Regions from separate parts of the Homo sapiens genome. Here region 2 is linked to region 1. The links are chromatin loops, found by intact Hi-C in ENCODE. Cell type or tissue: mammary epithelial cell. All regions are shown on one strand. Links, peaks and the distances in the headings refer to the core of each region. The heading gives the core; the rest is flanking DNA. Region 1 has its middle 29 kb from the start of UBE2G1. Region 2 overlaps UBE2G1 (ubiquitin conjugating enzyme E2 G1).

The links. Hi-C counts contacts between places; a loop is a spot of excess contacts. Peaks named below come from ENCODE experiments on the same cell type or tissue, not always from the same donor. Only the 100,000 strongest peaks of a DNase experiment are listed, where the experiment ranks them.
Region 2: it touches region 1 in a loop (3-fold over the local background); 2 of 110 quality-filtered maps call a loop at or near these places.

The regions. Positions count from the first base shown.
Region 1 is chr17:4,387,686-4,403,675 of GRCh38, reverse strand. No RefSeq gene overlaps it. Among named protein-coding and RNA genes, the nearest start is that of UBE2G1, 29 kb to the right of the region's middle. RefSeq lists enhancers at 6,442-7,211, 7,549-7,628, 7,212-7,982 and a silencer at 10,002-10,051. In mammary epithelial cell, for the core only: no CTCF peak of the experiment used is centred there; DNase peaks (open chromatin) are centred at 9,315 and 9,605; H3K4me3 peaks cover 296 bases; H3K27ac peaks cover 1,488 bases.
Region 2 is chr17:4,318,558-4,334,547 of GRCh38, reverse strand. All of the region lies in intron 1 of UBE2G1 (ubiquitin conjugating enzyme E2 G1), which reads left to right. Among named protein-coding and RNA genes, the nearest start is that of UBE2G1, 40 kb to the left of the region's middle. RefSeq lists an enhancer at 479-1,392. In mammary epithelial cell, for the core only: no CTCF peak of the experiment used is centred there; DNase peaks (open chromatin) are centred at 4,517, 6,717 and 7,747; H3K27ac peaks cover 4,461 bases.

The DNA of each region.
Region 1 (15,990 bases), core at 5,065-13,064:
CAGGTGCCTGTAGTCCCAGCTACTCAGGAAGCTGAGGCAGGAGAATCGCTTGAACCCAGGAGGCGGAGCTTGCAGTGAGCCGAGATCACCCCACTGTACTCCAGCCTGGGCGACAGAGCGAGACGCCGTCTCAAGAAAAATAAATAAATAAAAAATAAAGTACAAAAAATTAGCCGGGCGTGTTGGCGGCCGCCTGTAGTGCCAGCTACTCAGGAGGCTGAGGCGAGAAGGGTGTGAACCCACAAGGTGGAGCTTGCAGTGAACCGAGATCGCGCCACTGCACTCCAGCCTGGGCGACAGAGTGACACTCCGTCTCAAAAAACAAAACAAAAAAAACAAACAACCAAAAAAAAGAGGAGCTCTCCTGAGGACTTAACGCTCTTCACAGGGTCCACGAAAATCTGGAAAAGTACATGGGATCCTAAGAGCAGGAGGCAGGACAGGGAGATTAGGATTCTGGGGAGCTGTGTCCCTCTATCCCAACTGCCCTGACAGCCCCAATTTTGATGACCTGGTTGTGGCCAGAGGAGGAGGCCTCACCACTACCAGTGCTGCAGGAACTTGGGCCTCTGGGCACTAAGCCCGTGCTAATGAGCTGGTTCTTTTTTTTTTCTAATGGCACGATCTCGGCTCACTGCAACCTCCACCTCCCGGTTTCAAGTGATTCTCCTGCCTCAGCCTCCTGAGAAGCTGTGATTACAGGCGCCCACCACCACGCCCAGCTAATTTTTGTATTTTTAGTAGAGACGAAGTTTCACCATGTTGGTTAGGCTGGTCTCGAGCTCCTGACCTCTGGTGATCCACCCACCTCAGCCTCCCAAAGTGCTGGGATTCCAGGTGCGAGCCACCACGCCCAGCTCAGTGAATTTTTCTGTATATATATGCACCTGTGTGTACTAGTTTCCTGCGGTTGATATAACAAACTATCCCAAACTTGGTGTCTTAAAACAACATAAACATGGCCGGGCACAGTGGCTCACGCCTTTCATCCCAGCACTTTGGGAGGCCGAGGCCGGCGGATCACCTGAGGATGGGAGTTCGAAATCAGCCTAACCAACATGGAGAAACCCCGTCTCTACTAAAAATACAAAATTAGCCGGGCATGGTAGCTATGGAGGCTGAGGCAGGAGAATCGCTTGGTGAGCTGAGATCGCGCCATTGCACTCCAGCCTGGGCAACAAGAGTGAAACTTGGTCTCAAAAAAAGAAAAAAACAACCAAAACCATAAACGTATTCTCTCGAATGTTTTCTCTCCTGGGGGGCAGAAGTCTGAAGTTGGTATCGCAGGACTGAAATGGAGGTGTCAGCAGGGTCATGCTGTCTTCAAGGCTCTGGGAGAGTCCCTTCCTTGCCTCTTCTAGCTGCTGGCTGCTGGCAGTCCTTGGCTTGTGTCTACTTCGCTCCAATCTCTCTCCATCTTCACATTACCTTCTCTCCTTCTGTCTTCTCAAATCTCCCTCTGCCTCTCTCTTATGGGACACCTGTGATTGCATTTAGATTCATCCGGGTCATCCAGGATAAGCTCTCCATCTCAAGATCCTTAGCTATCACATCTGCAAAGACCCTTTTCCCAGATAGGGTAACATTGACAGACTCTAGAGCAGTACTCCCCAAGCTTTGTGGCACCAGTTCCTGTTTTGTGGAAGACATATTTTTCCATGGATGGGTGACGGGTGATGCGGGGGATGGTTTCAGGAAGATTAAAGCACATTACATTGATTGTGTACTTTAATTGTATTATTATGACATTGTAATATATAATGAAATCATTATACTTCACCATAATGTAGAATCAGTGGGAGCCCTAAGCTTGTTTTCCTGCATCTAGATGGTCCCATCTGGGGGTGATGGGAGACAGTGACAGATCATCAGGCATTAGGTTCTCATGAGGAGCGCGCAACCTAGATCCCTTGCGTGCCCGGTTCACAATAGGGTTTGTGCTACTATGAGAATCTAATGGCCCCAGTGATGTGACAGGAGACAGAGCTCAGGCAGAAATGTGATCGATGGGGAGCAGCTGTAAATACAGATGAAGCTTCGCTTGCTGGCCCACCACTCCACCTACTGCTGTGAGGCCTGGTTCCTAACAGGCCAGGGACTGTTAGTGGTCCGCGGCCCAGGGACTGGGGACCCCTGCTCTAGAGTTTAGGACCCAATATAGTTGGAGTCCATTATTCAGCCTACTATACAGTGTAACCGCCACCCAGATCAAGATACAAAAGAATCTTTTGCTGAGCGCGGTGGCTTACACCTGTAATCCCAGCACTGTGGGATACCAAGGCGGGTGGATCGCCTGAGGTCAGGAGTTCAAGACCAGCCTGGCCAACATGGTGAAACCCCTAAAAATACAAAAAAAAAATTAGCCAGGCTTGGTGGCGGAAGCCTGTAATCTCAGCTACTTGGGAGGCTGAGGCAGGAGGATCGCTTGAATTTGGGAGACAGAGGTTGTGCTGAGCCAAGATCATGCCATTGCACTCCAGCCTGGGCAACAGAGTGAAACTCTGTCTCAAAAAAAAAACAACAGATTCTCTTTATCCCAGAAAGTCTCCTAGACCACGGGTAACTGCTCTTCTGACTTGTAACACCGTAAATGAAATTTTCGTCTTTTTGAACTTCATGTAAAGGCATCATACTACGTCTGTATTAATCATACTGTGTATATGTATTTCTCTCAAGGATATCTGTGAGATTCATCCACATTGTTACCTGATTCAGATCTTTTTAAAAATTTTTTCTTTTTTTTTTTTTTTTGAGACGGAGTCTTGCTCTGTCACCCAGGCTAGAGTGCAGTGGCAAGATCTCCACTCGCTGCAACCTCTGCCTCCCGGGTTCAAGCAATTCTCCTGCCTCAGCCTCTCGAGTAGCTGGGATTACAGGTGCCCGCCACCATGCCCAGCTAATTTTTGTATTTCTAGTAGAGACAGGGTTTCACCATCTTGGCCAGGCACATCTCAAAACTCCTGACCTTGGCCGGGCGCAGTGGCTCACGCCTGTAATTCCAGCACTTTGGGAGGCCGAGGCGAGGTCAGGAGATCGAGACCATCCTATCCTGGCTAACACGGTGAAACTCCGTCTCTACTAAAAATACAAAAAATTAGCCGGGCGAGGTGGCAGGCGCCTGTAGTCCCAGCTACTCGGGAGGCTGAGGCAGGAGAATGGCGTGAACCCCAGAGGGTAGAGCCTGCAGTGAGCTGAGATCGCGCCACTGCACTCCAGCCTGGGCGACAGCAAGACTCCGTCTCAAAAAACAAACAAACAAACAAAACAAAAAAAACCCTCCTGACCTTGTGATCCACCTGCCTTGGCCTCCCAAAGTACTGGGATTACAGACATGAGCCACCTCGCCCAGCCTCTTTTTTTTTTTTTTTTTTTGAGACAGAGTCTCAGTCTGTCGCCCAGCCTGGAGTGCAGTGGTGCAATGTCGGCTCACTACAACCTCCGCCTCCCAGGTTCCAGCAATTCTCCTGCCTCAGCCTCCTGAGTAGCTGAGATTATAAGTGTGTGCTCCATGCCTGGCTAATTTTTGTATTTTTATAAAGATGGGGTTTCACCATGTTGGCCAGGCTGGTCTCGAACTCCTGACCTCAGGTGATTCACCTGCCTTGGCCTCCCAAAGTGCTGAGATTACAGGTGTGAGCCACCACACCCAGCTCTAGATAGCCTTTTAGATACAAATACTGCCTTAGTCCGTTTGTGCTACTACAGTGGAATGCCTGAGACTGGATAATTTATAAGAAACAGAAATTTATTTCTCATAGTTCTGGAGGCTGGGAAGTCCAAGATTAAGGTGGTGGCATCTGGTGTGGGCCTTCTTGCTGTGTCTTCACATGGCAGAAAGCAGAAGTCAAGCAGGGACAAATGCTGTGTTCTCACATGTCAGAAGAGTGAAAGGACAGAACCCACTTCTGTGAGCCCTTTTAATGGCAGCATTTATGTATTCATGAGGGCAGAGCTCTCATGACCTAAACACCTCCCACTAGGCCCTACCTCCCAACACTGTTGCATTGAGGATTAAGTTTCCAATTCACCAGGTGTGGTGGCTCATGCCTGTAATCCCAACACTTTGGGAGGCCGAGGTGGGCAGATCACATGAGGTCAGGAGTTCAAGACCAGCCTAGCCAACATGGTGAAACCCTGTCTGTACTAAAAATACAAAAATTAGCCAGGCATGGTGGCAGGCACCTATAATCCCAGCTACTTGGGAGGCTGAGACAGGAGAATCTCTTGAACCCGGGAGGCAGAGGTTGCAGTGAGCCAAGATCACACCATTGCACTCTAGCCTGGATGACAAGAGTAAAACTCCATCTCAAAAACAAAAACAAAAAAGTTTCCAATTCATGAATTTTGGGGAACACACTCAGACCATAGCAAATATACTACAATTTATTTATCAATTATCCTATTTCCAGTTTAGAGCTATTAAACAAAACTGCTGCAAACAGGCTGGGCACAGTGGCTCACGCCTGTAGTCCCAGCACTTTGGGAGGCCGAATTGGGTGGATCACTTGTGGTCAGGAGTTCGAGACAGGCCTGACCAACATGGTGAAACCCTGTCTCTACTAAAAATAAAAAAAAAATTAGCCGAGCATGGTGATGCACGTCTGTAATCCCAGCTACTCGGGAGGGCTGAGGCAGGAGAATCACTTGAACCCGGGAGGTGGAGGTTGCAGTAAGCTGAGATTGCACCATTGCACTCCAGCCTGGGCAATAAGAGCAAAAACTATGTCACAAAAACAAACAAACAAACAAAAAACTCTGGTCTTTGCACAGCCAGCTTTGCGTGAATTACTCTTTCTCCGTTGCAATTCCCCTGTCTTGATGAATCGGCTGTCTAGGCAGCGGGCAAGGTGATCCCCTTGGGCAGTTATACAACCAGCTTTCCATTTTGCAAACAGTCTAATGATCTTTACTTAGATTTTAAAAATCCTGTTTGACAATGATTATCTAATATATTTTTTTCATATCAAATGTTTCTATCCAGTGGGAATCTCTGAACTGGATTTTTCCAACATTATCTCCCTTTGCAGCAAATTTGAAATAAAAAATTTTAATCTGTGGTCATATAAGTACATCTTCTCACGTCCTCTCTTCCCACCACCTCTGACACATACCTACACTTTGATGATTATTATTATTATTTTATTTATTTATTTTGAGATGGAGTGTCTGCTCTTGTTGCCCAGGCTGGAGTGCAGTGATGCAATCTTGGCTCACTGCAACCTTCACCTCTCCGGTTCAAGCGATTTTCCTGCCTCAGCCTCCCGAGTAGCTGGGATTACAGGCACCAGCCACCATACCCAGCTAATTTTTGTATTTTAGTAGAGATGGGGTTTCACCATGTGGGCCAGGCTGGTCTTGAACTCCTGACCTCAAGTGATCCACCCGCCTCAGCCTCCCAAAGTGCTGGGATTACAGGCGTGAGCCACCTGCCCATCCAGAACTACAATTTTAGAGAGAGCCACTCACAAGAGAAAATTGGGCAAGGAAAAAAAACTAAAATTTTCAATGAAGAAACTAGAGGGTAGGGGTGGGGAGGCATATCCACAGCCTCATCTTTTTTTTAAATATTTCTGAAAGATCCCCCAAGGTTCCTTTAACAGTTTCCTGGCACTCCTTAAACCCTGATGGCCTAAGGCCGGGTGTGGTGGCTCATGCCTGTAAGCACACCTTGGGAGGCCGAGGTGGCAGATGACCTGAGGTCAGAAGTTCGAGACCATCCTGACCAATATGGTGAAACCCCGTCTCTACTAAAAATAAAAAATTAGCTGGGTGTGGTGGCAGGTGTCTGTAATCCCAGCTACTCAAGAGGCTGAGGCAGGAGAATCGCTTGAACCCGGGAGGTGGAGGTTGCAGTGAGGTGAGATCGTGCCACTGCACTCCAGCCTGGGAGACAGAGTGAAACCCTGTCTCAAAAAAAAAAAAAAAAAGAAAGAAAAAGAAAAAGGAAGAAAAGAAAAGAAAAATGGCTGGGCACGGTGGCTCACGCCTGTAATCCCAGCACTTTGGGAGGCCGAGGCGGGCGGATCACAAGATCAGGAGTTCGAGACCATCCTGGCTAACACGGTGAAACCCCATCTCTACTAAAAACACACACACACAAAAAAAATTAGCCGGGCATGGTGGCACGCACCTGTAGTCCCAGCTACTCAGGAGGCTGAGGCAAGAGAATCGCTTGAACCCGGGAAGTGGAGGTTGCAGTGAGCCAAGATCACGCCATTGCACTCCAGCCTGGGCAACAGAGCGAGACTCTGTCTCAAAAAACAAAAACAAAACCTGGTGGCCTAAAGGGCACCCCACCTCCTCCCGCCCCCTGCCCCACATGGCACGTAAAAAGGGGAAGAAAAACTCAAAAGCCCAAGTAGTCAGCAGTCTCTGCCAATGGCAGATCAAAACAGCAGTAAAAGATCTGCAACCAAACGAGATTTGATTTACATAAGTCTCATTTTGATCATATTTTCTCCAGCGTCTTACCCCACCCTGGACTCCCCCGGCAGGTGTCCCAAGCCCCTCCCCTCCAGTTTACTCCTAACCCATCTTGAGGGCCTGGGCTCCCAGTTCCCTCCCTCAAAGGATCCGTCGTCTTTCAGACCCTCCCTGAGAGCAGAGACTGGTTTACACCGCCTGGAATCCAGTCCAGCAGGTGGTGTCAGGAACTGTAACCGATGGCATGTTCGCCAACACTGGGGTCCTGCAGGCAGAGCTGGAACTGGCCACTGGGACCCAAGCCCTCTGTGCGCTGCCCAGACCCACGCTCAGAGCCTGTGACTTCAGGACCCTCATCTAGAAGCTCCTGGAAGTTGGCCCAGAAGGATCTGCCCAGCACCCACCCACCCACCCCAGCCATGTCCAGTGGGAGCACAGGAAACGTCCCAGGGTCTGCAGAGGGATCCTACAGACCATTCTCTCTCCCATCTGCCTTCTTTTTTTGTTTGTTTGTTTTGTTTTGTTTTTTGAGACGGAGTCTCGCTCTTGTTGCCCAGGCTGGAGTGCAGTGGCGCGATCTCAGCTCACTGCAACCTCCGCCTCCCGGATTGCAGCGATTCTCCTGCCTCAGCTCCCGAGTAGCTGAGATTACAGGCATGTGCCACCACACCCGGCTAATTTTTTGTACTTTTAGTAGAGATGGGGTTTCACCATGTTGGCCAGGCTGAGCTCCTAACCTCAGGTGATCCACTTGCCTCGGCCTCCCAAAGTGCTGGGATTACAGGCGTGAACCACCGCCCCGGCCTCCTTGTGCCTTCTTTGTCATTGTAATTAACTGCTGGGGATACCTTTTGTTAACGGTAGAAAGTTATGCAAATGACCGAAACTGGTATTGTTATTACTAAGAGGCGCTGGGTTTCAAAATCACTTTGAATATTCTAGCACCGAATCTTGTCTGTCCTGTGCCTGGGGGCCTGCACACACTGTCTTTTTCCTCCTTTGTGAACGGCAGGGTTGAGGCCTTCCTGTTCGAGAAGTGGGTGGTTTGCCAAGCTACCTGGGGTGTACATAGAACTTGAACTTTGGAGTCAGACTGGCAAAGGCTGGCTGCTTCCCCTGCGCCTTGGTTACCGTTTGTCCTTACACAAGTCACTTGGCTTCTTGGAGTCTCAGTTTTGTCATCTGTGGAAGAGGAGTGAACACCCTCCTTAGAGACAGCTGCCACGGTGACCATCTGCGAGCTGATGGAGGTAGAGTTCCTGGTGCCCTTTAGGGTGGCAGTTGTGTCGGTACTCCCGAGGACCAGGACCAGGTGGCCGTGGCTGTCTGGAACTGCTACGGAAGAACGGGCAAGGCTGCCAGATTTCGCAAATAAAAATACATGCACACGGTTAAATTTGAATTTCAAATAAGCAGCTAAATTTTGTTGTATAATTATATCCCATGCAGTATTTGGAATATACTTATACTGAAAAATTAGTCGGGCGTGATGGCTCACGCCTGTAATCCCAGCACTTTGGGAGCCCAAGGCGGGCAGATCACCTGAGGCCAGGAGTTCGAGACCAGCCTGGCAAACATGGCAAAATCCTATCTCTACTAAAAATACCAAAATTGACCGGTGTGGTGCTGCACATCTGTACTGCCACCTACTTGGGAGGCTGAGGAACGAGAATTGCTTGAACCCGGGAGGCAGAGGTTGCAGTGAGCCTCAATCGTGCCACTGCACTCCAGCCTGGGCAACAGAGCGAGACTCTGTTTCTAATAACAATAATAATAATAATAATTCCTTATCTGAAATTAAATTTAACTAAGTGTCCTTTTTCTCTTTCTTTCTTTTTTTCTTTTTGAGACAGGGTTTTACCCTGTCACCCAGGCTAGAGTGCAGTGGTGTAATCATGGTTCACTGCAGCCTCGACCTCCTGGGGTCAGGTGATCCTCCCACCTCAGCCTCCCAAGTAGGTAGGACTACAGGTGCAAGCCACCATTCCCAGCTACTTGTTGCTTTTTTAAAAATTTTTGGTACAGATGGGGTTTCGCCGTGTTGTCCAGGCTGGTAACTGAGTGTTACTGTATTTTATCTGGCTATCCTAAGAAAAGAGGTTAAAGTGCTTAGAATGGGGGTTCTTGCTGCCCCTGAGAGATATCTTCATTTGGGATTGGCAACTGTGGGAGAGAGAGGGCAAGAGCCACTGGAATAAACATGGGCCAGGGAGGCTGAGGCAGGAGAATCCTTTGAACCTGAGAGGCGGAGGTTACAGTGAGCTGAGATTGCGCTACTGCACTCCAGCCTGGGTGTCAGTGTGAGACTCTGTCTCAAAGAAAGAAAGAAAGAAAGAAAGAGAAAGAGAGAGAGAGAGAGACAGAGAGAGAGAAAGAAAGAAAAAAGGAAGGAAGGAAGGAAGGCAGGAAGGAAGGAAGGAAGGAAGGAAGGAAGGAAGGAAGGAAGGAAGGAAGGAAGGAAAGAAGGAAGGAAGGAAGGAAGATGGGCCAAAGGAGGAGAAGGATCTAGAATACCAAGGCCTGGAGAGGGCAATGACCTCCTGGCCTGGTTCACTACCTGCTGATCTCAAGCCAGCAGCAAACACACTCTGGAAGCCTGGATGGGGGCTAGGCTTAGCTGGACCCAGCTCTCCAGCCTCCAGCCTACATACTACCCCCTCCATCAGTCAGGAGCCCGCTCCCCAACCCATCCATCCCTGAGCCAAGAGACAGCATGGAAGGAGCTACACCAAGGTGGGAAACCTGGAGCAAAGCTAGCTCTGTGTTAATTAGCCTCCAAGGAACCAGATTACAGGAAGCCAGGAGCAGGACACACCCCAGAGGTAGTTTAACTTGCTGTGGCCAGACTGGCCACATTCACATCCTGGGTTGGACATGTGACTACCCCATTCCTTTAGCCTCTGGGAGGACATTCATCTAACAAACATTTCTTCATGTCCTTTGTCCATCCCACAAACAACCTCCAACTCACCCACCATCCAACTCTCCCTGCTCCCGGGGGTCACCTGTCTGCTTCTCTCCCTCGGTTCTATCTCACCCCATTGTCCCCAGTGGGGCCACCTCTGAGGATCTCTGGGTCCATCCGGCTGCTCGGCTCACTCATTTTCACTCTCCCCACCTGCTGCAGCCTCCTCCCCACTCCCCATCGGTTCCAGCTCAGTTCCAATAAAAGCAGGTCTCATCTTGCCATTCCCCTGCTGCAAATCTGCCCGTTTTGCATTGGAGGGTAAGTCCCAGCCCTCAGGGAGAGAAAAGCAGGACAAACCAGGATGTCTGAGTAAAACATGCCTCTTCCAGTCTCCCCAGATAAATGTTACTCATCCCAGGTGAGGGGCTGCAGGAGACAGCTCCTGGGAGGGCCGAGGGTCCCGGCTGCCAAGCCATCTTATCTGCAAGGTGGGGAGTAGAGACACAGTGCCTCAGCCTGGGGCCAGGGCCGAAGCCCACTCCACTTACAGACGGGCCTCTGGGTTTCTATTGCAGAGGCTCAATCTTTTTTTTGGAGTTGGGGGACAGCGTTTCACTCTTGTTGCCCAGGCTAAAGTGCAGTGACTTGATCTCAGCTCACTGCAACCTTCACCTCCCCAGTTCAAGCGATTCTCCTGCCTCAGCCTCCTGAGTAGCTGGGATTATAGGCGTGTACCATCACGGCTGGCTAATTTTGTATTTTTAGTAGAGATGGGGTTTCACCGTGTTGGTCAGGCTGGTTTCAAACCCCTGAAGTCAGGTGATGCACCTGCCTCGGCCTTCCAAAGTGCTGGGATTACAGGTGTGAGCCACTGCACCTGGCCAATCTTATTCATAATATGAAAAATGTATATTAAGGGGGAGGGGGATGTTTTATTTATTATTATTATTATTATTATTTGAGACAGAGTTTTGCCTTTGTTGCCCAGGCTGGAGTGCAATGCAATGGTGCGATCTTGGCTCACCGCAGCCTCCACCTCCCAGGTTCTTCAAGCGATTCTCCTGCCTCAGCCTCCCGAGTAGCTGGTATAGGAATGCGCCACCATGCCTGGCTAATTTTGTATTTTTAGTAGAGACAGGGTTTCTCCATATCGGTCAGACTGGTCTCAAATTCCGGACCTCAGGTGATCTGCCCGCCTTGGCCTCCCAAAGTGCTAGGATTACAGGTGTCAGCCACTGTGCCCGGCCTCTTATTTATTTATTTATTTATTTATTTATTTTGAGACGGAGTCTTGCTCTGTAGCCCAGCCTGGAGTGCAGTGGCATGATCTCAGCTCACTGCAACCTCCGCCTCCCGGGTTCAAGCAATTTTTGCCTCAGCCTCCCAGTAGCTGGGATTACAGGCGCCCACCACCATGCCCGGCTAATTTTTGTATTTTTAGCAGAGATGGGGTTTCACCATCTTGGCCAGGCTGGTCTTGAAGTCCTGACCTCATGATCCACCCTCCTAATTTTTGTATTTTTAGTAGAGATGGGGTTTCACCAACTTGCCCAGGCTCGTCTTGAACTCCTGACCTCAGGTGATCCGCCCGCCTCAGCCTCCTGAAGTTCTGGGATTACAGGGGTGAGCCACTGCTCCCACCTGGGGGATGTTTTAAAAATGTACATTAAAACTATGAGAAAGAACATTCCACTTATCAGATTGGCAAAACAAACAAAACAAAATCACTCAAGTGGGTGAAGGTGTCTGTTCTTTGCTTTTTGTTTGTTTGTTTGTTTGCTTGAGACAGGTCTCCTTCTGTCACCCAGGCTGGAGTGCAGTGGCACGATCATGGCTCACTGTAGCCTGAACTTCCTGTGCTCCAGAGATCCTCCTACCTCAGCCTCCCAGGTAGCTGGGTAGCAGGGACCACAGGCGCGTGCCCGCCACACCCAGCTAATTTTTATATTTTTTGTAGAGATGTGGTTTTGCCATGTTGTCCAGGCTGGGGATGAAGGTGTCTGAAACAGGCACTGCCACACCTTGTTTGTTGGTGGGAAAGTTAACTGGTACAACCCCTTTATGGGGCAAACTGGTAATATCTATCAAAAAATGAAATACACAAACTCTTTGTTCCAGTAATCCCACTTTCAGAAATTTACACTACAGGTACACAGGTAACCCAAGATATATATAATATGCACCAGGACAGTCATTGCAGCATTGTTTTCTTTCTTTTTTTTCTCTCTTTTTGAGACGGAGTTTCACTTTTGTTGCCCAGGCTGGAGTGCAATGGCGCGATCTCAGCTCACTGCAACCCCTGCCTCCCGGGTTCAAGCGATTCTCCTGCCTCAGCCTCCCAAGTAGCTGGGATTACAGGCATGCACCACCACGCCTGGCTAATATTTTTCTGTATTTTTAGTAGAGACAGGGTTTCTCCATGTTGGTCAGGCTGGTCTCGAACTCCTGACCTCAGGTGATCTGTCCACCTCAGCCTCCCTAAGTGCTGGGATTACAGGCGTGAGCCACCGCTCCCGGCTGCAGCATTGTATTTTTTTGAGACAGAGTCTTGCTGTGTCACCCAGGCTGGAGTGCAGTGGCGCGATCTCTGCTCACTGCAAGCTCCGCCTCCCGGGTTCATGCCATTCTCCTGCAGCATTGTTTTCATAGCTAAAGTTTGGAACTACATGGCAGCTGGTTAAATAAATTATGCTACAACCATCCAATTAAATATTATGTACTAATACAAAGAATGAGGCAACTAGGTACTAAAATTAAGTCATCTTAGTTAAGATATATGCAAAAGTAAAGTGCCAAACAGTAAATATAGCATGTAAATTTGGTGATTTAAAAACACGTAGGGGGCCAGGCATGGTGGTTCATGCCTGTAGTCCCAGCAGATCATGAGGTCAGGAGTTCGAGACCAGCCTGGCCAATATGGTGAAACCTCGTCTGTACTAAAAATACAAAAATATTAACCGGGCATTGTGGCATGCAACTGCAGTCTCAGCTACTCAGGAGGCTGAGGCAGAAGAATCACTTGTACCCAGGAGGCGGAGGTTGCAGTGAGCCATCATGCTTCTGCACTCCAGCTTGGGCAACAGAGTAAGACTCCGTCTTAAACAAACAAACAAACAAACAAACAGAAAAAGCATGTGACTGGGCACGGTGGCTCACACCTGTAATCCCACCGCTTTGGGAGGCAAAAGTGGGTGGATTGCTTGGGCTTAGGAGTTTGAGACCAGCCTGGGCAACATGGTGAAACCCTGTCTCTGAAAAAAAAAAAAAAAAAAAAATTAGCCAGGTGTGATGGTGTGCACCTGTAGTCCCAGCCACTTGGGAGGCTGAGGTGGAGCATCGCTTGAGCTCAGGAGGTGGAGGTTGCAGTGAGCCAAGACTCCAACCTGGGTAATAGAGCAAGATTCTGTCTCAAAAAAAAAAAAAAATTTATAGGCTGGGCGTGGTGGCTTATGCCTGTAAATCTAGCACTTTGGGAGGCTGAGGCGGGTGGATCACGAGATCAAGAGATGGAGACCATCCTGGCCAACATGGTGAAACCCTGTCTCTACTAAAAATACAAAAATTAGCTGGGCATGGTGACGGGCGCCTGTAGTCCCAGCTACTCGGGAGGCTGAGGCAGGAGAATCACCTGAACCCAGGAGGCAGAGGTTGCAGTGAGCCGAGATCGAGCCACTGCACTCCAGCCTAGTGACAGAGCGAGACTCTGTCTCAAAAAAAAAAAAAAATTTTATATATATACACACACACACACACACACACGTAAATGTTACATATGTATTAAATGTCTCTAGAAAGATAAATAAGAAAGAGGTAACAACAGTGGGTGTCCTAGGGTGAAGCACTGTGAGACCAGGGATAGCAGTGGGAGGGAGACTGAATTTTTGGTGCCTTTTGACTTTTATGCATATATTTCATATGTATACATGAAATATGTATTTCATATTTTATATGTAAAAAGTATATATGCATATGTAAATAATTTCAAAAGCAAGCAACTTTTCTCCCGCAGTGTTCCACTAGAGAAGATGATAAACATATTAAATAGCTGCATGGCCCTGGGCCAGGTCCTCCCTCTCCCTGGACCTCAGTTTCTCGTTTAGACAATGGGAGTTTTGGATCAGGAGACTATTCCTACACTCTTCCTAAATCTTACTTCTAATCAGCCAAATGAATACTGGTGCAGTGACCATAAGATAACATTTGGCTGGGCGCAGTGGCTCACACCTGTAATCCCAGCACTTTGGGAGGCTGAGGCGGGCAGATCACCTGAGGTCAGGAGTTTGAGACCAGCCTGGCCAACATGGTGAAACCCCGTCTCTACTAAAAATACAAAAATTATTCGGGTATGGTGGCACGCTTGTAATCCCAGTGCCACTCAAGAGGCTGAGGCAGGAGAATCACTTGAACTCAGGAGGTGGAGGTTGCAGTGAGCCGAGATTGCGCCACTGCACTCTAGCCTAGGCGACACATCCAGACTCCACCTGCAAAAAAAAAAAAAAAAAAAAGCCGGGTGCGGTGGCTCACACCTGTAATCCTAGCACTTTGGGAGGCCGAGGCAGGCAGATTGCCTGAGCTCAGGAGTTCAGACCAGGCTGGGCAACACGGTGAAACCCCGTTTCCACTAAAATAAAAAAAACTAGCTGGGCGTGGCAGTGTGCGCCTGTAATCCCAGCTACTTGGGAGGCTGAGGCAGAATTGTTGAACCCGGGAGGCAGAGGTTGCAGTGAGCAGAGATTGAGCCACGGCACTCCAGCCTGGCAACAGAGCAAGATTCCATCTAAAAAAAAAAAAAAGAAAATATTTGATGGCATGCAGGGGGGATAATATAAAATGACATTGTTGAAACCAGGATGCAGTGCCCATCACCCGAGGGACAGGGTCATTTCTCTGGCACCGAGCAGGAGCCCATAGGCAAAGCTGCATCTGCCTGGGCTGGTGGATCCTGACGGGGCCCTGCTAGCTTCTGTGGAGGGTCGGCTCCCCAGGCCTTGGCAGCTTCTCCTGCCTCTGCCCACTGAGGCCCTAGTCTGGCCCAGGGGCGGAGCTGAAGCCTGGCCTATCCCTGGCTTCCTCCTTACTCTATCAGGCTCTGCATAGTTTACCTGTCTGCCTGGACTCTCCTCCCCGCCTTCTTTTGCCCATTCAAAGGAGGTAGCTCTTGCCTCATGCTAAAGCTGGGATCCTACCCAGCTCCTTTCCTGAGCCAGGTCTATGCAGGTGGCTGGGAGACCCGAGATGCCCGGCCACAGCAATCTGAGGCCTCAGAGTACACACAAGACCCAGCCTCAGCAGGAAGCCACCTTGTTCCAAAGTACTGGGTCTTCCTCTTAATATAGTACTGGGCCTTTCTCTTAATATTAGAAGCCAAAGGAAAAATACACGGGAATCAGAGGAGTCAAAACTGGACACATTTCCTGCTCCTCATTCCCCCTTCTTTTCGTCCTAAGTTTGGAATCAGGACTTGAGTTCCTGTCCTAAATTAGCCCTGGCTCCCTGAAGAAGTCACTCCCCTTCTTGGGGCCTCATCTGCAAGAAGAGGGGCTTGGGCCCAGACAGCTACGTATTAACAGGTGTCTCCAGGTGGTTCCAATGCAGCTCGTCAGTGACAGGCTTTTTTTTTTTTCAGATAGAGTCTCACTCTTTCGCCAGGCTGGAGTGCAGTGGCGTGATCTCAGCTCACTGCAACCTCCACCTCCAGGTTCAAGCAATTCTCCTGCCTCAGCCTCCTGAGTAGCTGGGATTACAGGCATGCGCCACCATGCCCAGCTAATTTTGTTTTTGTATTTTTAGTAGAGACGGGGTTTCACTGTGTTAGCCAGGATGGTCTCAATCTCCTGACCTTGTGATCCGCCCGCCTCAGCCTCCCAAAGTACTGGGATTGCAGACATGAGCCACTGCGCCCAGCCTCTAGTGACAGGCTTTAAGAAGCAGCTGCGGCCCGGCACGGTGGCTCACACCTGTAATCTCTGCACTTTGGGAGACTGAGGCAGGCGGATCCCTTAAGGTCAGGAGTTCGAGACCAGCCTGGCCGACACGGTGAAACCCTGTCTCTACTAAAAATACAAAAATTAGCCGGGCATAGTGGTGGGCACCTGTAATCCCAGCTACTGTGGAGGCTGAGGCAGGAGAATTGCTTGAACCCAGGAGGCGGAGGTTGCAGTGAGCTAAGATCGTGCCATTGTGCTCCAGCCTGGGCAACAGAGAGACTCTGTCTCAAAAAAAAAAAAAAAAAAAAAGATAAAGGGCAAAAGGGCAAACCCAGTGTGTTGCAACAACTGGAATGAATCTTAAAATAATTATGCCAGCTTGGGCAACGTAGTCAGACCCCTGTCTCTACAAAACATTTCAAAATTAGCCAGGAGTGGTGGTATGTGCTGGTAGTCCCAGCTACCTGGGAGGCTAAAGCAGGAGGATTGCTTGAACCCAGGAATGTGAGGCTGCAGTGAGCCATGATTTTACCACTATACTCCAGCCTGGGAGACAGCAAGACTCTGTCTCAATAATAATAATAATAATAAATTAATTAATTAAAAATAAATAAATGGCCAGGCACAATGGCTCACGCCTGTAATCCCAGCACTTTGGGAGGCCAAGGTGGGTGGATCATGAGGTCAGGAGTTTGAGACCAGCCTGGCCAACATAGTGAAACCCCCATCTCT
Region 2 (15,990 bases), core at 3,195-11,194, 67 kb after region 1:
CAAACAGGTAAAACCACATTGTTTTTGAGAAGATGGGTTAAAACCAGTTACAAGTGACTAATATTAAAATTTACTCTCTAAGAAGTGATGAGTAAAATGGTTTTATCAAGTCTTGTGTTTTATTAATGGCATGAAATATAGAAAAGCAGGCTTAGAGATACTATTTTTTACAGTTGGATAAACTTTTGTACACAGTAGAAATCTGATTTTGCCATGTGTTTTTTTGTTTATGAGGGAGAAGTGTTCAATGACTTTTTCCCAAAGATTTTTTTTTTTCATTCAGTGAATTACAAAATGTGCTAGAAAAATATAATGGAAATGTACCTTGCATGGTGGCTTATGCCTGTAATCCCAGCACTTTAGAAGGCCAAAGCAGGTGGATGGCTTGAGCCTAGGAGCCTAGGCTGCAGTGAGCCATGATCATGCCATTGCACTCCAGCCTGGGCAACAGAGTGAGACCCTGTCAAAAAAAAAAAACCATGGAAATTATAACTGACATGTTCTGCCATTCACGTGCCACAATTCAAGACCTGCTATGTGATTTTCTCCTGAATGCCAGTCTTTGTTTTCTTCTGAGGAAATGAAGGTGATCAGTGATAAGCCCCCTGGTCTTCATTCAGGGTTGAAGGGAATAGTGAAAACTGTGAACGTGTACAACTTGTGGTTACTAAGAGTGAGACTTTGACTGCGAATTAGGCAAAAGGTGTAAGTCTTTTACTTTTTTTTTTTGAGACGGAGTCTCACTGTGTCACCCAGGCTGGAGTGCAGTGGTGCAATCTCGGCTCACTGCAACCTCTGCCTCCTGGGTTCGAGATTCCCCTGCCTCAGCCTCCCCAGTAGCTGGGACTACAGGTGCGTGCCACCACACCCATCTAATTTTTTGTATTTTTAGTAGAGACGGGGTTTCACTGTGTTAGACAGGATGGTCTCGATCTCCTGACCCTGTGATCCACCCGCCTCAGCCTCCCAAAGTGCTGGGATTACAGGTGTGAGCCACCACACCTGGCCAGCGCCCAGCTAATTTTTGTATTTTTAGTAGAGATGGGGTTTCTCCATGTTGGCCAGGCTGGTGTCGAATTTCTGACCTCAGGTGATCTGCCTGCCTCGACCTCCCAAGTGCTGGGATCACAGACAGAGCCACCGTGCCCGGCCCGTCTTTTACATTTTACATATTTTAGCTGTTTAGGGAACAGCTTCGCCCGTAAGTTTTTTTCTTCTCTTCTTTTAAAATGATGGCTGAGATACACACATTCTTTACATTACTTTTGATGTGAACGAAGGTCATTTCAGTAGACTTGCACATTTAGAGTATGCCAGCAACTTACTCAATATTGCGATAGGTGGAATTTACGGTCTGGCGTCTGAATTGTAGCTTATCCTCAACCATCAAAATTCCTACCCAAATTTCTTGTGTTCCAAACTTAAGAATTGTTGTGTTTCATTGCCAATAACATGGCTTTTTCCTAAAGTGATACATATTTTTAAGTAATTCATTTCTTGGGCAAATATTTACTGCCAGAGACTGTCACAGGTCCTGGGGCTATATCAGTAAATAAACAAAAACCCTTGTTCTTATAGAGCTTGCTTTGTAGTTAGGGTAGGGGAGAGAAGAATTAATAGAAAGTGTAGAGTGCTGTGTGGAAACTAGAACAGGGAAAGAGGATAAAATAAGGAGTGTGTAAGGGGGTGGGGTTTCATTAAAAATAGGGTGACAGTGGACCGAGGAACTCAGGTGAATGAGTGAATCATGCAGAGGTTAGGTGAGGCAAGCACAAGGGCCCTGAAATGGGGCTGACCTGAACGCTGGAGGGAGGTGGCAGAGCGGTTAGCTGAAGGTTGGAGAGAGATGCTGGTTAAAGCCCCTGAACGCTGGAGGGAGGTGGCACAGCACTTAGCTGAAGGTTGGAGAGAGATGCTGGTTAAAGCCCCTGCGGTGGCAGAGCGGTTAGCTGAAGGTTGGAGAGAGATGCTGGTTAATTCTGAAGGACCCTATAGGCCATCACACAGGCCATTGCTCTGAGTGAGAATGGGAAGCTGTTGGTATAGTGACATGATGTGACTCACATTTTTCCAGGATTACTTCTGCCTGCTGGGTTGAGAGTAGATACAATAGGGAAGGTATTTTCCATAGTACCCCAGCACATGCATTTTTATTAAACATTTGTGGCTGAAATGAAAGCTTCACCAACAATAACCCTATTTTATTTTTTGTTTCTGTTAGGAAAAATGAGTGCTGGTTATGTTCCACTAGATCTATTTCATGACTGTGTGACTTACGGTTGAAAAACACTGCCAAATAGAATATAGCCTCTGACTTAGTGGACAAGAAGTAAAATTGAGGTTTGTGTATGAAAGCAAAGTGAACACAATGTAAAATAAAAAAAGAATAAAAACTTAAAAATCAACATTATGTATATGTATATATACTTAGCTTTAAAAAACCCAAATAATCAAATACCAGTGATTCAAGAGGCCTAATAGTGAACAATGCATTCAGTGAAGGATAATGAAGAATTCCCCAGAGGCAACTGCTTTTTAAAACCTTTTAGGTTCAGATCTCCTGGGGGCTTAACTCCATGCTTCTAAATAATATATTTATAGTGTTTATGTTTTGGTTTATCAACTTTAGACATTCTCTGTTGACTTCTTGCTATGACAGATGTTTTCAGTCCCACTTCTCACTACTGATCTCCCTCGTACGACGGTCACTGAACTGGCGCCTCTCTGGGGTTCTGCCCAGAAGATTAGCCTTCCTCCTTCGCTGCAGCTCCTCTGTGAGTATTCTGCTCTCTGCTCCCTCCACTCTGCTTACTCAGTTCACGTTCTTCCATCCGTTTTCATCTTTCAGAGCCATGGGCAATCCACCTGGTCTTTTTAATATACTTTAAATTAAAAAGTTATTTTTTAATTTCTTTAGAAAAATTTATTTAACTTCTTAGGAGGGAAGAGGAGATAAGCACATGTGCCCGCACTGACACCTTGAACTAGAAGACACGATTAGGCCAAAGCTTTTTGTTGTCAAAAGTGTGTAGTGTATGTGTTTTAAGAGTTAGATATATTCAGAATATCTTATCTTTTAAAAATTGTAAATATTTCCCCATGTCCTGAAATATTCTTGTAAAGTATTTTAAATAGATGCATAGCATTCCTTCATATGCTGCTACTATCATATTCCCCACATCTTGACTTCTGGGTTTTCAAATTATAGTTGTAAACCACTTAAATTATAATTAGTGCTTCTGTGGATTTTCCTTATGAAAACATTTATACATAATCCTTGATTATTTCTCTTCGGATAAATTTCTGGTCATTTCTTAGTTAAGGAAAATAAATATTTTTGAGGTTCTTCATAAATATTACTGATTGCCTTCTAGAAAGGCTTTGCTAATTTGTATTTCCACTATTAACTGTATCAAAGTGCCACTTTTTATTGTGTTCTTCATACCACCAGGAACTTTAAAAAATGTTTGATTCTGCTAGGTAAAAAGAAAATTATTTTAAAAATTCCCAAGAAAGGTGAACACCTTGACAGTTTGGAATGTGTGTGTGTGTGTGTGTGTGTGTGTGTGTGGTTTTAAAGGTTTATAAGAGTAATTATTTGCCTTTTAATTTTTTATGGCTATTTTGGCATTTAGAAATTTTATTTTTCTGGCCAGGGCACAGTGGCTCATCATGCCTGTAATCCCAGCACTTTGGGAGGCCAAGGTGGGTAGATCTGTTGAGGTCAGGAGTTTGAAACCAGCCTGGCCAACATGGTGAAACCCCGTCTCTAATTAATAAATAAATAAATAAAATATATTTTATTTATTTGAGATGGAGTTTCACTCTTGTTGTCCAGGCTGGAGCGCAATGGTGCGATCTTGGCTCACCGCAACCTCCGCCTCCTGGGTTCAAGCAATTCTCCTGCCTCAGCCTCCCAAGCAGCTGGGATTACAGGCATGTGCCACCATGCCTGGCTAATTTTGTATTTTTACTAGAGACAGGGTTTCTCCATGTTGGTCAGGTTAGCCTCGAACTCCTGACCTCAGGTGATCCGCCCACCTTGGCCTCCCAAAGTGCTGGGATTACAGGCATGAGCCACCGCGACTGGCTGAAATTTTATTTTTTTAAAATCATCCAGCTAAGTAGGCTTTCCCATTTATTTATTTTTTGACACTTAGAGTAATGTTTCCCATTCCTAAAATCAAATAAGAGTATGCAAAATGTGAAGATAGCTTTGAATTTGGAGTGGCGTATGGAAAAGTGCCTGGGAGAAACTTGGCGGCAGTTGATTTAGAAACAATTAGGCTTTGGCTTGTGTTAAAAATCTGTGGATCATTTAGATTTTCGATTGTTGCTGTCCCCATGTCTCCTGTTGCCCCATACTATAGATGGTGTTAAATTGTTAGACACTTCCATGAATGTACTTCATACATGTAAAACTTCGTAGATGCATGACTCATGGCTCTGGGTGGTCTAGCTAAACTAGTCTTTTACGTCATACGTGTAAAACTTTGTAGATGCAATAACTCATGGCTCTGGGTAGTCTAGCTAAGCTAGTCTTTCCACTCAAAGAGCACGATACTTAAGCTTTCTCCTGGTGAGTCATGAATTGTCATCAGGGAATTTCTCACTGTTTGGCTTAATTCGATTAGGAACTGCTACTGGTGATAGTTTAGTCCTTATTTAGTTTTAGTCTAAGAGAACCTTACTGACGTTACTATAAATCTAAAAAAAAAAAGCATACCTTTAAAAAAGCCTAATGGCAATGGACTAGTCAGGATAGTAAGAAAAAGTTATACTGGAAAGAGAGAGATGGTTTATGAATTGGTTACAAAAAATACATCAGTATTATTTTGAAGACAACCCTGATTTCAGTCATGGTTGAAATCCTTAACCAACCACAAAAATGTCTTACATTTTAAATATATTAAAGTCCTTAAATTATGGAAATAGTGTCTTCTAAGAAGTTGTTTAATAGTGGAAAGAAGAGTCTCAGTCTCTTTTTTTTTTTTGAGACAGAGTCTCATTCACCCAGGCTGGAGTGCAGTGGTGCCATCTCAGCTCACTGCAACCTCTACCTCCTGGGATCAAGCGATCCTCCTGCCTCAGCCTCCCCAGTAGTTGAGACCACAGACACATGCCACCATGCCCGGCTAATTTTTTTTTTGAGACAGAATCTCGCTCTGTCACCCAGGCTGGAGTGCAATGGTGCGATCTCTGCTCACTGCAACCTCCGCCTCCCAGGTTCAAGCAGTTCTCCTGCCTCAGCCTCTGGAGTAGCTGAGACTACAGGCACACTCCACCACGCCTGACTCATTTTTTGTATTTTTGTAGAGACGGGGTTTCACCATGTTGCCCAGGCTGGTCTTGAACTCCTGAGCTCAGGCAATCCGCCTGCCTCGGCCTTCCAAAGTGCTAGGATTACAGAAGTGTCTTTTTTTTTTTTTTTTTTTTTTCTTTTTGAGACGGAGTCTCTCTCTGTCACCCAGGCTGGAGTGCATGGCGCGATCTCTGCTCACTGAAGCTCCACCTCCCGGGTTCACGCCATTCTCCTGCCTCAGCCTCCTGAGTAGCTGGGACTACAGGCGTCCGCCACCACGCCTGGCTAATTTTTTGTATCCTTGGCTAATTCTTTGTATTTTTAGTAGAGACGGAGTTTCACCATGTTAGCCAGGATGGTCTTGATCTCCTGACCTCGTGATCTGCCCGCCCCGGCCTCCCAAAGTGCGGGGATTACAGGCGTGAGCCACCGCGCCCCGCCCACCATTGTCATGTTGTTAGTGCAGCACAGAAGCCCATCAAGTGGCAGTCAATAATTTCCTAATTTGTTTTTGAAAAAAACTTAGCTACATTCCAATTTTCTACGTGCTTAGGTTTCTTTTATAAGTTTGAATAAATGTATAAATAACTTCAGGGTTGTTTTATGGGTTCTTGGTACCTCACACAGATAAACTTGTAAATGGAATAAGATGTAGAGGAATGCAAAAGAAGCTAAGGAGCAAGCATGACAGCATCCTCTTATTTTATCGCCTTCTCCTCTGCAGTAGTCAGGGTACAGGGCACTGAATTCAGATCAAAATCATAGACTTTACTGTATCTCTTGCTGGCGAAAATATTTAAGTTATCTGACATTTACTAGGTCTATTAAATCACCCAAGGGAAGAACTTTTTTTGTATGCATACGGTAGTAAAGGGCTTTTGCAAAACCAGTATGTTGATATTTTGGACAACATAAAACAATATACACCTTGTACATTTACTTTAAAAATTAACTTGTGAAAAGCATTTCTCATTTTGTTTACTTAGTTTTTAAATAAAGCCAGACTAGTTTAGCTTAATATATGGGTTCTCAGCTGGGAGAACCAGATTAACCATCATTCTAGTCAAGGCTTTGAGTTTCCATTCTCTGAAATGATGACTTGCAACTTGGTGGAATTTGATATTCTTTCCAAAACTAAGAAATTTTGGTGATCCATTCGGAGTTATTTCTGCTCTCTTTCTTTAACAGTGAGACTGAGAGTATCGGTCTACTTGCACTGCACATGGGCCAAAATGGGCCTTTCACAGGAGAAGCTCTACACAAAGGAAAGGAGAAAGGGTTCCTGCAGAAGGAAGAGAAGGGCAGATTTGTTCTCAGAGGTCACTTATGTTAAGGCAAGGATGGCAGATGTCTCATCATGGATTTATTTGGCGGGTGTGGCTGCTGAGTACTGTATTGGGAGGAATCCTAAGTACGTGATAGGTTATTAATGGTGCTGTCTTTGGGTGTGGGCCACGTCGAAGGCTTGAGGGTGATTCAGAGTAATGACACAGTCCGTCTGTATTTTAGGACCTGCCACACAAGGAGGTAGGAATATGCTTGGCTTCCATTTGATGTGTCCCACACTTCTGATATGTATATTGGACTTTTTAACTACTCCATTCTACTCTTCCCCCTTCTCACTACTGTACTTAACTAAGTCTTAATAAACAAACACACAAACCGGTAACTCCTCATCCCTCTTTATCCTGAGCCCCTGGCAACCCCCATTCTATTTTCTCTCTCTGAGTTTGACTTCTCAAGGTATTTTCTTTTCTTTTTCTGTTTCTTTTATTTGTGACAGTCTCGCTCTGTTGCCCAGGCTGGGGTGCAGTGGTGTGATCTTGGCTCAGTACAACCTCTGCTTCCCGGTTCCAAGCGAATCTCCTGCCTCGGCCTCCCAAGTAGCTGGATTAGGGGTGCCCGCCACTACGCCACTACGGCTATTTTTGTATTTTTGTATTTTTTTTGAGACAGAGTCTTGCTCTGTCACCCAGGCTGGAGTGCAGTGGCGCGATCTCGGCTCACTGCAACCTCTGCCTCCCAGGTTGAAGCGATTCTTCCTGCCTCAGCCTCCCGAGTAGCTGGGATTAACAGGCATGAGCCACCATGCCTGGCTAATTTTGTATTTTTGGTAGAGACGGGGTTTTGCCATGTTGGTCAGGCTGGCCTCGAACTTCTGAACTCAGGTGATCCACCTGCCTCGGCCTCCCAAAGTACTGGGATTACAGGCGTGAGCCACCGTGCCTGGCCAATTTTTGTATTTTAGTAGAGACGTGGTTTTGCCATGTTGGCCTGGCTGGTTTCAAACTCCTGACCTCAGGTGATCTGCCCACCTTGGCCTCCCAAGTGCTGGGATTACAGGTGTGAGCCACTGCACCTGGCTGCAAGGTATTTTCATGTAAGTGGACTCATACAATATTTATCCTTTTGTATCTGGCTTATTGCACTTGGCATAATATTTTCAAGTTCATTCATGTTGTAGAATGTATCATAATTTCATTCCTTTTTAAAGCTGAGTAACATCCTGTTGTATGTATATACTGCACATTTTGTTTATCCATTCATCTGTTGGTTGACAATTGGGTTGTTTCCACGTTTTGACTGTTGTGAATAATGCTGCTTTGAACATTGGTGTACAAACATCTGTTTGACCCCCTGCTTTAATTCTTTTGCATATATAACCAGAAGTGAAATTGCTGGATCATATGGTAATTCTAAGTTTAATATTTTGAGGACATGCCATGCCGCCTTTCACAATGGTTGCATCCTCTTACATTCCCATTAGCAATGCATGGGGTTCTAATTTCTCTACATTCTTGTCAACACTTGTCATTTTCTGTGTGTGTGTTTAATAGCAATTCTAATTGGTGTGAAGTGGTATCTCATTGTGGTTTTGAATTTCTTCTATTATTAGTGATATTGAGCATCTTTGCATTGTGCTTGTTGACCAGACATCTTTTTATCTTTGGAGAAATGCCTATTCAAGTCATTTGCCCATTTTTGCATTGGTTTTCTTGTTGTTATTGAGTTGTATGAGTTCTTTTTGTATTCTGGATATTAATCCTTTATCAGATAGGTGATTTACAATATTTTTCCCATTTTTTTGGGGGTTGCTTTTGATGAACTAAAGTTTTAAATTTTGATCCAGATCATTTATTTTTTCTTTTGTCTCTATTGCTCTTGGTGTCATGTCCAAGAGTTTGTTGCTAAATCCAATGTCTTGAAGATTTTCTCTTATTTTTTCGCCTGAGAGTTTTAAAGTTTTAGCTCTTACGTTTAAGTTTTCAGTTCATTTAGAGTTATTTTTTGCATATCATGTAAGGAAAGAATCCACCTTCATTCTTTTGCTTATGGATACCCAGTTTCCCTAGTGTTGTTTATTGAAAGATTTTCTTTCCTCATTGAGCGGTCTAGTCAACCTTGTTGAAAATCAGTTGGCCATATATGCAAGGGTTTTATTTCTAGGCTCTTATTTTGTTTCATTGGTGTATATTATGTCTGTCTTTTTGCCAATACCACAGTGTTTTGATTATTGTCGTTTTGTAGTAAGCCTTGGAATCAGGACATGTGAGTTCTCCAACTTTGTTCTTGTTTTCAAGAATGTTTCGGCAATTTGGGGTGTGAATTTTAGGATGGGTTTTCCAAAAGTTGTTGGGATTTTGATACAGGGATTACATTGTATTTGTAAATTGCTTTGGGTGGATTTTTTTGTGTTTGAGGAAAAGATTCAGTTGTTTAGAAGTCTCTTAAGCTCTCTTTATTTTACTTTTGTCTTTCCAGCATATGTCTCTTTCATATATTCACTTATACAGAATAGTGTACATATGTGTGATACATGCAATGTAAATATGTACAATTTTAAGAGTTATTTAAAAACAAAAACCATGTAACTGCTAGCAGGTGAAGAAATAGTTGGTTGAAGTTTTAAAACTACTGAAATAGAGTTATGACTGATGGACTACATTGACACGTCATCACCCACAATCCCATCATTTATATCAGGGTTCACTTTTGGTATTGTACATTCTATGGGTTTAGAGAAATATTTGACGTGTATCTTACCATTATAGTATCATACAGAATACTTTGATGGCCCTAAGAATCCTCTTCAGATTGAATTTTTGAAGATTTTAAACTACTTTTTTTTTTTGTTTTTTGTTTTTTTTGTTTGTTTGGTTGGTTTTTTTGAGACGGAGTCTCGCTCTGTCCCCCAGGCTGGAGTGCAGTGGCGCGATCTTGGCTCACTGCAAGCTTTGCCTCCTGGGTTCACGCCGTTCTCCTGCCTCAGCCTCCCGAGTAGCTGGGACTACAGAAGCCTGCCACCACGCCCGGCTAATTTTTTGTATTTTCAGTAGAGACGTGGTTTCACTGTGTTAGCCAGGATGGTCTCGATCTCCTGACCTCGTGATCCGCCCATCTTGGCCTCCCAAAATGCTGGGATTACGGGCGTGAGCCACCGCGCCCGGCCTTAAACTAGTTGTTAAATAGAGTATCCTATTCAACATTGTGGATTTTTCTAATTATTTTCTCAAGAAATCATTTAACTGGCTGGACATGGTGGCTCATGCCTGTGATCCCAGCATTTTGGGAGGCTGAGTTGGGAGGATCACTTGAATCCAGCAGTTTGAGACCAGCCTGGACAATATAGTGAGACCCCTATCTCACTTTATAAATAAAGCAATTGTTTCACTTATTTCCACATCCCCTAGATTTCCTGCAAACTGTAGCAGTACTATCTAATAGAAACATGGGAACCACACATGAAAGCCTAATGTGTGATTTTAAAATTGTAACCACATTTAGAAATGTAAAAAGATAGGTAAAATTCATTTTAATAATTCATTTAACTCAATATACCCAAAATATAATTTCAAGATGGAATCAGCATAACTTTTTTCTCACAAAGTCTTCAAAAATCCAGTTTATATTTTACATTTGCAGCACATGTTAAGTAAGACTAGCCACTTCTTAGGTGCTCAGTAGCCACATGCGACTAGTGGCTATTATATTAGAAAGTGCAGGTCTAACCTAAGAAGCTTGATTTGATTCAGTGTAAACATTTTGGGGGAGGGGCAAGAGTATGTCATAGATGAAGCTTGTGTATACCATTTTGCATCAAATAAGAAGATACACATTCTTGGGTTAATGGTTCTAAATTCGAACAATTATTTGGTGATTGCCAGATTTCTCCGTTGCGAAGATGCATTATCTCTTTTTACTGGTGAGTAATCTGTGGGGTGATGCTTGGGCATCATATTCTGTTCTCCAGTGACCTTTTCACTTAATGGTTTTAGCATCCATTGATCATCCTTGCCTGGATTATTACATTAAGGGTTGCAAATGAAATGCTCTAAATATATCTATGTAACAAATTTCCACCCCTTTCTTCCATTATATAAAGCATTAAAAATACTAGTTACTGGCCAGGTGCAGTGGCTCACACCTGTAATCCCAGGACTTTGGGAGGCCGAGGTGGGCAGATTGCTTGAGCCCACTTCGAGACCATGATGCCCATGGTGAAACCCTGCCTCTACAAAAAATATAAAAATGAATTGGGCATGGTGCCATGTACCTATAGACCCAGCTACTCAGGAGGCTCGGGAGGATTGCCTGAGTCCAGGAGGTCAAGGCTTTAGTGAACTGTGATTGTGCCACTGCACTCCAGCCTGGGCGACAAAGCTGTTCTCTCAGCCCAGTCTCCTTAGTAAGATCTAATAATTTTTCCTTTGGGAGATGACTTTCTCTAAACTTTGGAGGTCAGCAATAAATTGAAAGGGACTAGTTTCTTATCTGATTAATTCATTTTCATTTTGATGAATTCGTATGCCTTCTTAGGTTCTTCCTTAAAATCCTTAATTAAAGGAGTTTTGTCTTCATCATCATCCTGCATCAGAAACGGCATCAGTAATTGATATTTAATCTCATAGGTTGTGATGAGTCCTTACTTTTGTTTTACAGGTTGCTCTTAAGTATTGTTGGGTTTTCAGAGTATATCAGCAAAGGCTTTAGCTTAACATCGCTCAATTTTTTAAATATAAAAGCAATGTTAGCCTGACACGTTTTCTTTTTAAATTTCTTACCAAAGCACAAGATGGCATTCTTTAAGAAAGGTCTATTTTTGTCAGTTATAAATTTGCTTTCCAATATTTCTCCTTTATTAATAGTTTTCTGCAATTCATTGGGGGAAAGTTTGTTGCAGTCTCGCTATCAGCAGAAGCTAATTTATTTATCAGTGATATTTAATGTTATGCATTTATGTACTGTTCTTAAACCTCTCAAACAATTCAGGGCTTGCTTTGCAACTGAGCTGCTCACCAAATTCTCCTGTTTCTCTCCTTTCACCTCCATCACTTCGGAGATATGAAATGCACATTGCTGTTGCCACAGTGCTCGGTGGTTCCATGCTGCTGGTGGTTATACATTTTTGTATGAAGTATTACCGTAACTGTTAGACATCAACATTGCCTTCCATTTGTATTTCTGTTGCATAGAAACAGTCTTATGTGTGATACAGGGGATATACTTAAAGTCAGGGGCTCAGCTTTTGGTTCCCTTGCCTTTAAATAAATGCATTACTTCCAATTTTTTCTTTCAGTGTTTGTACTTTCCTAGGCCTCTTACATAGGTTCACCTGTATTTTCCCAGGACACCCCATTTTCTTAGAAGCCATTTTTACTTAATGTGGAGAAGATCATGTACAAGATGCCTTTCAGTAGAAGTTATATTTCATGCACAACATTTCTGATCATGCAGCAGGGCTCTCTTCTTTTGCTAATGTGATTATAAGGAGAAGAAGCACATACAAATAAATAGTTATTTGAATTAGAGAAATATAATCTCCTAATGCCATCTTAGGGAAGAGTTTGAGGAGGAGTTCAAGGCATGATAGGAAGATACAACAGAGGGTGAGTTAGTGTCAGCAGATCACAGCTACTTTGACATAATCACACCTGTTGTTCCCCTTTGGAAGAAATCTTGGATTGGACCTGGCATGGTCTGCTGCTTACATTATTCTTTCTTTCTTATGTCAAGAAGTGGGTGGAGACTACTTAGAGGAATGAGGAATCAACACCATCTTAATATGTGTTTGTGAGTAGAACATCTTGTATTTGTATTACCTGTTCCAGTTTTTAACTTTGTGCATTTTATGTGAATCCACTTCTTATACTTCCATTAAAAGTAGTTTAATACTTGGTCATATGTTAGAAACCTGTCATTCAGATTGTTGCATTTCAAAATGTAGACAAAGCTGTCATTCTGACTTGTTTGGCTTTTGAGTTTCATACCACACTTAGTCCAATCAAAATATAAAAAAGAAAAATTATGTTGCTAATTTTCAAATTTCAAACTTTTGCTTTAATTATAATAAACTTTATAGACACACATTTGAATCGCACACTAATAGCCTAGGAAAATTAGGGGTTTAAATGTAAATATTGCCTTCATCCCTTAGACTCTAAGTAATAGCAACAAACATTGGGCAAATTGGCTGGGTTCACCTGTAATCCCGGCACTTGGGTGGGCAGGGTTGGGGGGCGAGCTCAGGAGTTCAAGACCAGTCTGGGCAACGTAGGAAGACCTTGTCTCTACCAAAAATACAAAAAAAAGACAGACATGGTGGTTTGTGCCTGTGGTCCCAGCTACTCAGGAGGCTGAGGTGGGAGGATTGCTTGAGCCCAGGAGGCGGAGGTTGCAGTGAGCCATGAACACACTACTGCGCTCCAGCCTGGGCCACAGAGTGAAACTCTGTCTCCAAAAAAAGAAAGAAGGCCACAATGCTTAAAAAGCCCATCCAAATAATCAGAAAAAAGAGAATCACTCAATGTAAAAAAAACGGGGTGGGGGAATAAAAATATGTAAATGCACCAAAGATAAATTGCCAGTGGCAGAAGGATGCCCAGTGTTAGCCAGCAGTAAAAGTACCCAGTGTTAGCAAGGCTGTAGGGAAATAGTTGCCTACAGTGTTTCTGGGATAATACATTGAAGTAAACATTTTGTGGCTTGATATATATGTTCCTTTGACTTACAGTTCAGTTTATAGTTTATATTCTAGATATACTTCCACAGATGTACAAGGAGAGTGCAAAGTATTCTTTTTAAATTAATTTTTTTTTAAGATGGGGTCTTCCTCTATTGTTCAGGCTGGAGTGCCATGGTGCGATCATAGCTCACTGCAGCCTCAGACTCTCCTGGGCTCAAGAGATTTTCCCTCTTCATCCCCCAGAACAGTTGGGGCTACAGGTTCACACCGCCTGGCAATGGCAGCATTGTTTTTTCTTTTTATTTATTTTTAAAAAGACTTTTAAATATTCATAATTTCTTTTTTTTACTTTTTGTTTTTTTCACTCCTCTCAGCTCATACCTAGGCAGCATTATTTATATTTGAGGGGGAAAACGAAAAGAGGTATGGTGGTGGGAACGAGTTATCTAGTGTTCAGACTATGCTAAGTGGCCATCAGTTATACAAGGATGATTCCATTTCTGTATAGTATATGGTGGTGTAGCCTAAGTCTGAAAGAATACACAGCAAATTGTTAGCAGTGGTTGTCTTTGGAGAGCAAGAAGGTAGTGTCTAATGCCTTCTATTTTATTTTCCTATGTTACTTTAGGATACATGGCCTTTTTTCATAATTTAAAAAATCAAAGTACATAAAAGAAAGTTGAAAATATTCTACTACTTAGTAATAACAACCACCACCTACAGATGTCTCCCAACGTTGGGCATCCTTGCATCCACCTTTCAGTGCATGCATGCGGGCTGAAATCTGAGGTTGTAATAGATGTGCCATTTATATACTTTAAGTTGCAAGTTGCATATGAATGACAACCCAGCTAAGGTAATATTGAAGAAATTATTGACCTATAGATAGACATTTATCGCAAGAAGAGATTAATTTCTAAAAGAGTCCTAAAGTTGAGAGAAGAAAATCTATAAAAACCTCTAAATAGTTTTGAGACTCTTGATAGAACCCACTGACTTCCTGATGTCCAGGATGAGGGAATAAACACATATGTATTCCTTAGTACCTCTCTCCCTTTCCCTCCATTCCCTTCCCATTTTCTAATCATAAATATAGATATATTTAGTAATTGGTTATTCTTTTTTAACATAGAAATCCTGATAATGTAAAATTACGACAATACAGAAAATAACAATGTAAAATCCTGACAATGTAAATTTATATATAAATCCTGATAATGTAAAAATAGGACCAATGGCAACAAGAAAATAATACACACACACACACACGTGTGCCACTTGGCAATGACAGCATATATTATTAAATATATATATATAAAAGCTTATAGCATTCATGGTGGTTTGGTTTTATTTATGCATTTACATGGGGTTGGTAACTACACTGGTCCCTTTCACCTGCGTTTTTCTGTTACTGAATTCTTTATTTTGATTGATTTCGCAGCATTTAATTCAAAAAGTACCATTTCTTAAGTCCTTAAAGTTTACAATACATGTAAATGTGTATTACCATCTTATTTGGACTTCCTGTTTGGGCTTCTCTCTCTCTCTTTTTTTTTTTTCGACACAGGTGCCTAGGCTGGAGTGCAGCAGCATGCTTACAGCTCACTGCAGCCTCGACCTCCTGGGCTCAAGTGATCTGCCCACCTTAGCCTCCTGAGTGGCTGGCACCACAGGCGCTTGCCGCCATGTCCAGCTAATTTTTGTATTTTTTGTAGAGGTGGTGTCTCCCTGTGTTGTCCAGGCTGGTCTTGAACTCCTGGGTTCAAGCATCTACTTGCCTGGGCCTCCCAAAGTGCTGAGATTACAGGCATGAGCCACCATGCCTGGCTGCATTTCTCATTCTTTTTATCACATTCTTCTTCAGGATTCCGTATTTCTTCACGTCACTGTTACTTACCTACAATGAGTATTGTGGAGAAATCTGAGGCTAACCTGGTTGGTTCCACCCACCCACCTATACTGGACTTGTTTTTTCCCTTCCTGAATATCCTTGATATTATTTAACTTTAAAGTTCAGTGCCTCATTTGACAGATGTTTTATTGTTTATTCTGTACCAGTTTTTTCTGAGTTGTGGGATATGTTTTCAATCTGTATATTTATTATTATAGAAAGCTTTATAGATTTATGACATTTTAATATTCTGATCTCTTCAGGAATGCCAGTTTAACTTATGTAAATCTCCTTTGTTTATTATCTTTACTCTTTAAAAATAACTATTTATCTTTTCATTAGAAGTATGATTTCTGAAAGTTATGACCATGATTTGTTTTTAGTCTGTTTTTCACTTTCCTTTAAGGTCTCCTGTTGCTTTATAATGTTTTCTTTCTGGTCTTCTTTAAAAATATGTTTCTGTAATTTCTTTGAGACTGTTTTTCTGAAGTCTTTCTGGTTTTTTATATGTATTATTTGGTGGTTGAAATGAACTTAAAGTGAATTGGAAATTCAAGAATCTCATGACTGTGCTTGCTTCCTTCAGCAGCAGCATGCTTACGACTCACTGCAGCCTGAGAATCACTTTTTTGCCCCGTATAATGTGGGGAAGGTAAAAGGACAGTTGAGAACCACTGGTGTATTCGAGGGGAAACTGATTAGGGACCAACTGGGATGTGAACTTAAAAATAGGGCTTTACACATGAAGAAGGTGGCATTCTTAGTTGGAAGTGACAGGAATTCAACTAAAATAAATTTAGACAAAAAGGAAAACTGACTTCTAACTAAGTTTAT